Linked DNA regions of Homo sapiens: region 1 is linked to region 2. Evidence: chromatin loops called from intact Hi-C (ENCODE). Cell type or tissue: Calu3. All regions are shown on one strand. Links, peaks and the distances in the headings refer to the core of each region. The heading gives the core; the rest is flanking DNA. Region 1 has its middle 140 kb from the start of MYRIP. Region 2 has its middle 7.6 kb from the start of EIF1B.

Region 1 (2,925 bases), core at 249-2,748, 650 kb before region 2:
CATTATGGTATGTGTCATAGAAAAATATATAGCATGGCCGCGGTGGCTCACACCTGTAATCCCAGCACTTTGGGAGGCCAAGGCGGGTGGATCTTGAGGTCAGGAAATCGAGACCATCCTGGCCAACATGGTGAAACCACATCTCTACTAAAAATACAAAAATTAGCTGGGCGTGGTGGCGGGTGCCTGAAATCCCAGCTGCTCCGGAGGCTGAGGGAAGAGAATCGCTTGAACCAGGGAGCTGGAGGTTGCAGTGAACGGATATCGTGCCACTGCACTCCAACCTGGGCGACAGAGCAAGACTCCATCTCAAAAAAAAATAATAAGAAAGAAAGAAAAAGAAAAATATGTAGCAAAACTGTGTTTTATTTACATTAAATTATACTTAGGTGACTATTAGGTTTCACCTTTTATATGTATTATAATTATTGTTACTACGCTGTTATATTAGAACTTATTGTTGCTATCTTAATTTATACATGTTATTGATAAGTTTTCAATATTTTATATGTATTTATATTATCCTGACAGGGAGATATGTGCTTTCTCTAGCAAAGACAGGTTATTACTTATTCACAGCTGTAACCACCTCAATTTCATTTTTTCCCAGATTCTTCCCCTCAGGGTGATGTGGTAAGAGTTAGATGTCATTCTCTACATACTGGGATCTGTATATAAGTAAAGAACCCACAAAATATAAATCTTGGGTTTATATAGGAGAGAGACAGCTTTTCCCTCTTCTCTCTGAGAAGGAATTGATCTCAAATGTAAATAAAGGAAAGCATCCTCCAAAGTTGGGAGGAAAAGAAAATGTATCCAAAGAGTTTTTACTATTTGGAAGGTAAGTAAATGTTTTCAGGGGGAAGATAAGACAAGTATCTCTGAATTACAACCCCTGTGATATCTTCATGCTCCTGAGTTTCATTGCCTTTCTGAAATATAACACATACCTCCCAGGTTGTAAATCTCCACTTAATGATCATTTAAACTCCAAGGTTTTAACCCAGGTCTTAGTAAAAATTTCCCAGAAAGCCCTGACCATGCATAAAGATAAACATAATCACTTCTTGAAAAAATTTACTACACTTTATTTCAGTGTAATTTTAAATTTCCCCTCATTTACATTGGCTAGATATTACTTTCTTCTGGGAAGTAGGTATATAATTTTTAATTATTCTTAAGGTTTACTATAATTTATTAAGACCCATATTCATGGTTTTTTTCTACCAGTTTTTGAGGATTATCAATACCAAATCTCCCATCTGAACCAGATGAAACCTCAGCCTTCTCACTTTCTTCTTGTCTATTCTTTGATCTGCCATGTTGACATCACCTGTAGTTTTAACTCAAAATTTTTTGTGTATCCATTTGACATAGTATGTTAATATATTCTTTACTCGTCTTAGCCTGGGTTTCTGGAAAGCACAGTCTGAGGCAGACGTTTGTGTTCTCTTTCTTCAGTACACCAGGGGGCAGTAGTGAACGTAAAGCATAGTGAGGCAAGAAAAGAGAGATGATACAATAAAGCATCACCGAATTGGCCGTTGCTTGGCACTAAACATGACAAATTATTCATCCTCATGTGCCTTTATTGTGATAATCCATATAAAAGCTATTTTAGGATAGTGTATCTGGAGAATGAAGGAAAAATTATTTATGCACTGGCTCCTATCTCCCACCGGTCCAAGATTTGTCTCAGTGGCCATAAATTTTCTGCACTTTTGAATTGGCATGTGTTGGTACTGAGCATGGCCTGTGATGTTTCATGCTTTAGTGTCAACACGAAAGTTTTGGGGCAGGAAGCAGCAAGTGATAGTGTGGGCATAAGCTAGGACTTTGTGGCTTGACTTTTGCCTGCAAGAAGTTTTAAAAGTCCACCTAAAGTTGATGTCTACAGAGGCAACAGGAACTGGAACAAGTGGCTAATTCCCCTGAAGACAGATGAGGCCAAGGGATTCTGAAGTGGTACATAGGAAGCATCTGATATAGTTTATCCTTCTCAGATATTTGGTAATCTCCCATTATATCTGGCCACCCTTAAATACAAGAGGAAAAAGGTGTCCACACTGCCTTCCTTTGAGGGGAAGTAGAAGTCCAAACTTCAGAGAGTCCCCTTGAGATTGAAGCGAGTCGGAATCTCTGGAAAGATTTAAGGCAAGAGGGTTAGTGAAACAAGTTATCACTTCTGTTGTGGCAAGTGGTCCAGACGTCATGATTTATATTATTCATCACTCCCCTCCTCTACCACTCAGTTTAGACTTTCCTAGCAGACAGCATTTGGAGTGATCTCAGTTGCTTGTCTGATGGGGTTATTTCAACTTTTATCTCAGAAGAGTCTCAACCCTTAGCTGTTTTTCTATTGTCAGATCATGGTTGTGACACTTAGACTGTGCTTTTTCACAACTGTCCATTTGCTACTATCACCAGATAATAATGGAAACATCAAGAGATGTCCCAGTATTCCAGTTATCTATTGTTGTGTAACATACTATCCCAAAACTTAATGGTTTAAAACAACATTACCTTTATTTTGGCACATTTATCTGTGGATCAAAAATTTTGTCAGAGTTAAGCTCAGAAATTCTTCTTTTCTATGTGATATCAACTAAAGTCACTTGGTGGTCTTCAGCTGGTGGCTGAGCTTGTTTTGAGGGTCTAAGACAGCCTCACTCAAGAATGGTGACTTGCTGGGGACATCTGAAATGCTCAGCTCCATTGGGCCATTCTTTTTCTCCATGTTGTTTCAGGGCCTCTTTATATGATCTCTAGCAGGGTAGTAGGGCTTCTTAGATGGAGGCTCAGGCTCTAAGAACCAGTGTTCCAAGAAGCCAACTCAGAAGCTACAAGGCTTTTTATGACCTACTCTTGAAAGTCATGCAGTGTTACTTCCATTGCACTCTATATGTTACACAGTGCTGGTCCATG
Region 2 (2,925 bases), core at 179-2,678:
TTCGTTCAAGGCACAAAAGAAGCTTAAAGCCCCCACAGGGAATCTAATTGATCTCAGGCCTCATGCTCAGGCTTCAACTGCAGCTCCCTGTTCTAGTCTAGAGGGTTTTGAAGGCCTGAGGTCTATAGAATGGTCCAGAAGGAGGCTAGCTTTAACCCCAGAGTTTGTCTCCATGTGTCCTTTACCCATTCTTACCAGGGTGCCAGACCCCAGACCCCACATCCCGAGTCCACTGGCAAGGAACAACATACTGTCTGGAAAGTAGAGAGAGAACTTTTTAAAAATGTTTATTTATTTATTCATTTGTTTATTTTTGAGATGGAGTTTCACTCTTGTTGCCCAGGCTGGAGTGCAATGGCATGATCTCAGCCCACCACAACCTCCACCTCCTGGGTTCAAGTGATTCTCCTGCCTCAGCCTCCCGTGTAGCTGGGATTACAGGCATGCACCACCACGCCCGGCTAATTTTGTATTTTTAGTAGAAACGGGGTTTCTCCATGTTGGTCAGGCTGGTCTCGAATCCCAGCCTCAGGTGATCCGCCCACCTCTGCCTCCCAAAGTACTGGGATTACAAGCGTGAGTCACCGCACCTGGCGTTTTTATTTTTAAATTTATTTTTCCCTTTTAATTTTAGTTGACATGTAATATACATGTTTGTGGGATACAAAGTGATATTGCGATACATGTACACAATATAAAATCAAATCAGGGCGATTAGCATATCCATCACTTCAGACATTTATCATTTCCTTGTATTGTGAGTATTTTAAATCCTCTTTTCTAGGTTATCCATGTCAGCCTAAATTTTGTGGGGAAGACATCACCAGACAAGGATTTGGTAGAAGGTATAATTCCTTGAAGTAAGAAAAGGCCAACCTGGGCGCGGTGGCTCACACCTGTAATCCCAGCATTTTGGGAAGCTGAAGCAGGTGGATCATCTGAGGTCAGGAGTTCCAGACCAGCCTGGCCACCATGGTGAAACACCATCTCTATTAAAAATACAAAAATTAGCCAGGTGTGGTGGCACACTCAGGAAGCTGGGGCAAGCGAATCAGTTAAACCAGGGAGGCGGAGGTTGTAGTGAGCCGAGATCACATCACTGTACCCAGCCTGGGCGACAGAGCAAGACTGTGTCTCAAAATTAAAGTTAAAAAAAAAAAGAAAAAAGAAAAAGAAAAGGCCCACCCCCATAAACATCCACTCTTAGTGCATCACTGCCATTGACTTGTTAAAAAACGCAGAAAAGCTTAGCCCAATACTAGCATCAGGAAGAATAGTAAATGAGTGGCCAGACACACTGAATGGGAACCAGTAACAGCCCACTTGGTAGATGAAGTATGTCGAAACGAAATATAGGGTACCCAGTGAATGATGCTATTACAGAAGAAATTGAAGGGGGACGGATTTCTGTAAGTATGCAGTCCTTTATCACCCCCTTGTGGCCACTTAAACAACTGGAAGGCTCCTAGCAGTTTACATGCATTATAAAGGTTTAAGTTGCAGTCATCATTAAAGCACCAGCTGACAGGTTTGATTTTGTCATCACTCAAATGTGATCCAGAAATTAATCTAGCCAAACATTTATTATTACAATTCATATAAATCAATTGCCATTTTTCTTTACCTGGGAGAGACAACAATGTTTTCATGGTCTTGCCCTGGGGATATATAAAGCACCTCAGCTACTATCTACCACGGTGCTGTTAGAAGGAATTTAATTTAAATGTAAACAGAGACTTCTGTTTACAGCCTCCAGGGAATGAATGATTAAGCTAGAAAACAATCAAGACTCCTAAATTGTCGCTTGTTGAGAAACACAGTCTGGAATTTGCATACACACACCCTAAATATTCAGTGCTCTCAATCTAAACCACTGTCTTAGGCCAATACAGAAGTTAATGTGCCTTTCACTTATGAGGTTGCCTAAAGGCTTTAGTCTGGGAAAAGCAGCGACAGGATTCCTTAAAACTCCTTAATGCCATTCCAGTAGACCTGAAGAACCCAGAACAGGACTCATTTGGAAAACTAATCATTAGGAACGTACTCACTTGCAGAGCATCTGGCAGATCTCACCTGCACAGGTAGGGGAGGGCTAATGAGAGCTCAGTAGTAACCTGGAAATGGTGCTCTAGGGATTTGGTCCCACAGGAATCAACAGCAGCATCACCAGATGGGCCTCTGGTTAGAGATCCCCACAAGAGGTGTTAAGAGGTATAACTTAGGAAACTATCTCTTTAACAACAGATCCTTTGGGCCTTTTTACATTTTTATCAAGCATTGCCCCTCATTTTCTCACTTCTCTTACATTAATAATAAAAATAGCTAATTCCTTTTCAACACTTATATTGTAGGTCCTGCTCTGAGAATTCTACATGCATCAGCTCATATAATTCTTTTCACAGACATCATGACCCGGCATAGATTCCCTGGCTTACCATCACAATCACACCCCTTGCAAATATCATCTCCCCTTGATCCTTTCTCCTTTTTTTTTTTTTTAATTCATTTGACAAAACCCCAATCCAATCCTTGTTCAACCTAACTATCTGCTCCACAACAGCACATAACACCTGGAGATAGCTGGGGGGTGGGGGGGTGGGGTAGGGAAGATGGCTTTTCTTTCTTCCTTTCCCTTTACCAGTCCCCCCTCCATCCTCCACTAAGCAAGGTGAAGGCTTGGTCTTATCCGTCATTGAGATATTTGACCGTCTTCATTTTTCCACCTCCAAATCTACCCTTTGGAGGCAATGTTGCATACTCTGTCTTCTTTCCCATACAAGGCATGAAGTACACTTGCTCCACCCATCAAAACAAACCCCTCCATTTGTGTCCTGGGTACCATCTCCTCTTCTCCATAAAATACCACTGTAATTATCTCCTTTCTTCTGAATCATCAATTTCTTCCTCTCTACTGGATCATTTTCA

The links. Hi-C counts contacts between places; a loop is a spot of excess contacts. Peaks named below come from ENCODE experiments on the same cell type or tissue, not always from the same donor. Only the 100,000 strongest peaks of a DNase experiment are listed, where the experiment ranks them.
Region 1: it touches region 2 in a loop (18-fold over the local background); 5 of 110 quality-filtered maps call a loop at or near these places.

The regions. Positions count from the first base shown.
Region 1 is chr3:39,667,146-39,670,070 of GRCh38, forward strand. No RefSeq gene overlaps it. Among named protein-coding and RNA genes, the nearest start is that of MYRIP, 140 kb to the right of the region's middle. In Calu3, for the core only: a CTCF peak has its summit at 1,469 (motif pointing right); no DNase peak of the experiment used is centred there.
Region 2 is chr3:40,315,818-40,318,742 of GRCh38, forward strand. No RefSeq gene overlaps it. Among named protein-coding and RNA genes, the nearest start is that of EIF1B, 7.6 kb to the left of the region's middle. In Calu3, for the core only: a CTCF peak has its summit at 1,415 (motif pointing left); a DNase peak (open chromatin) is centred at 1,434.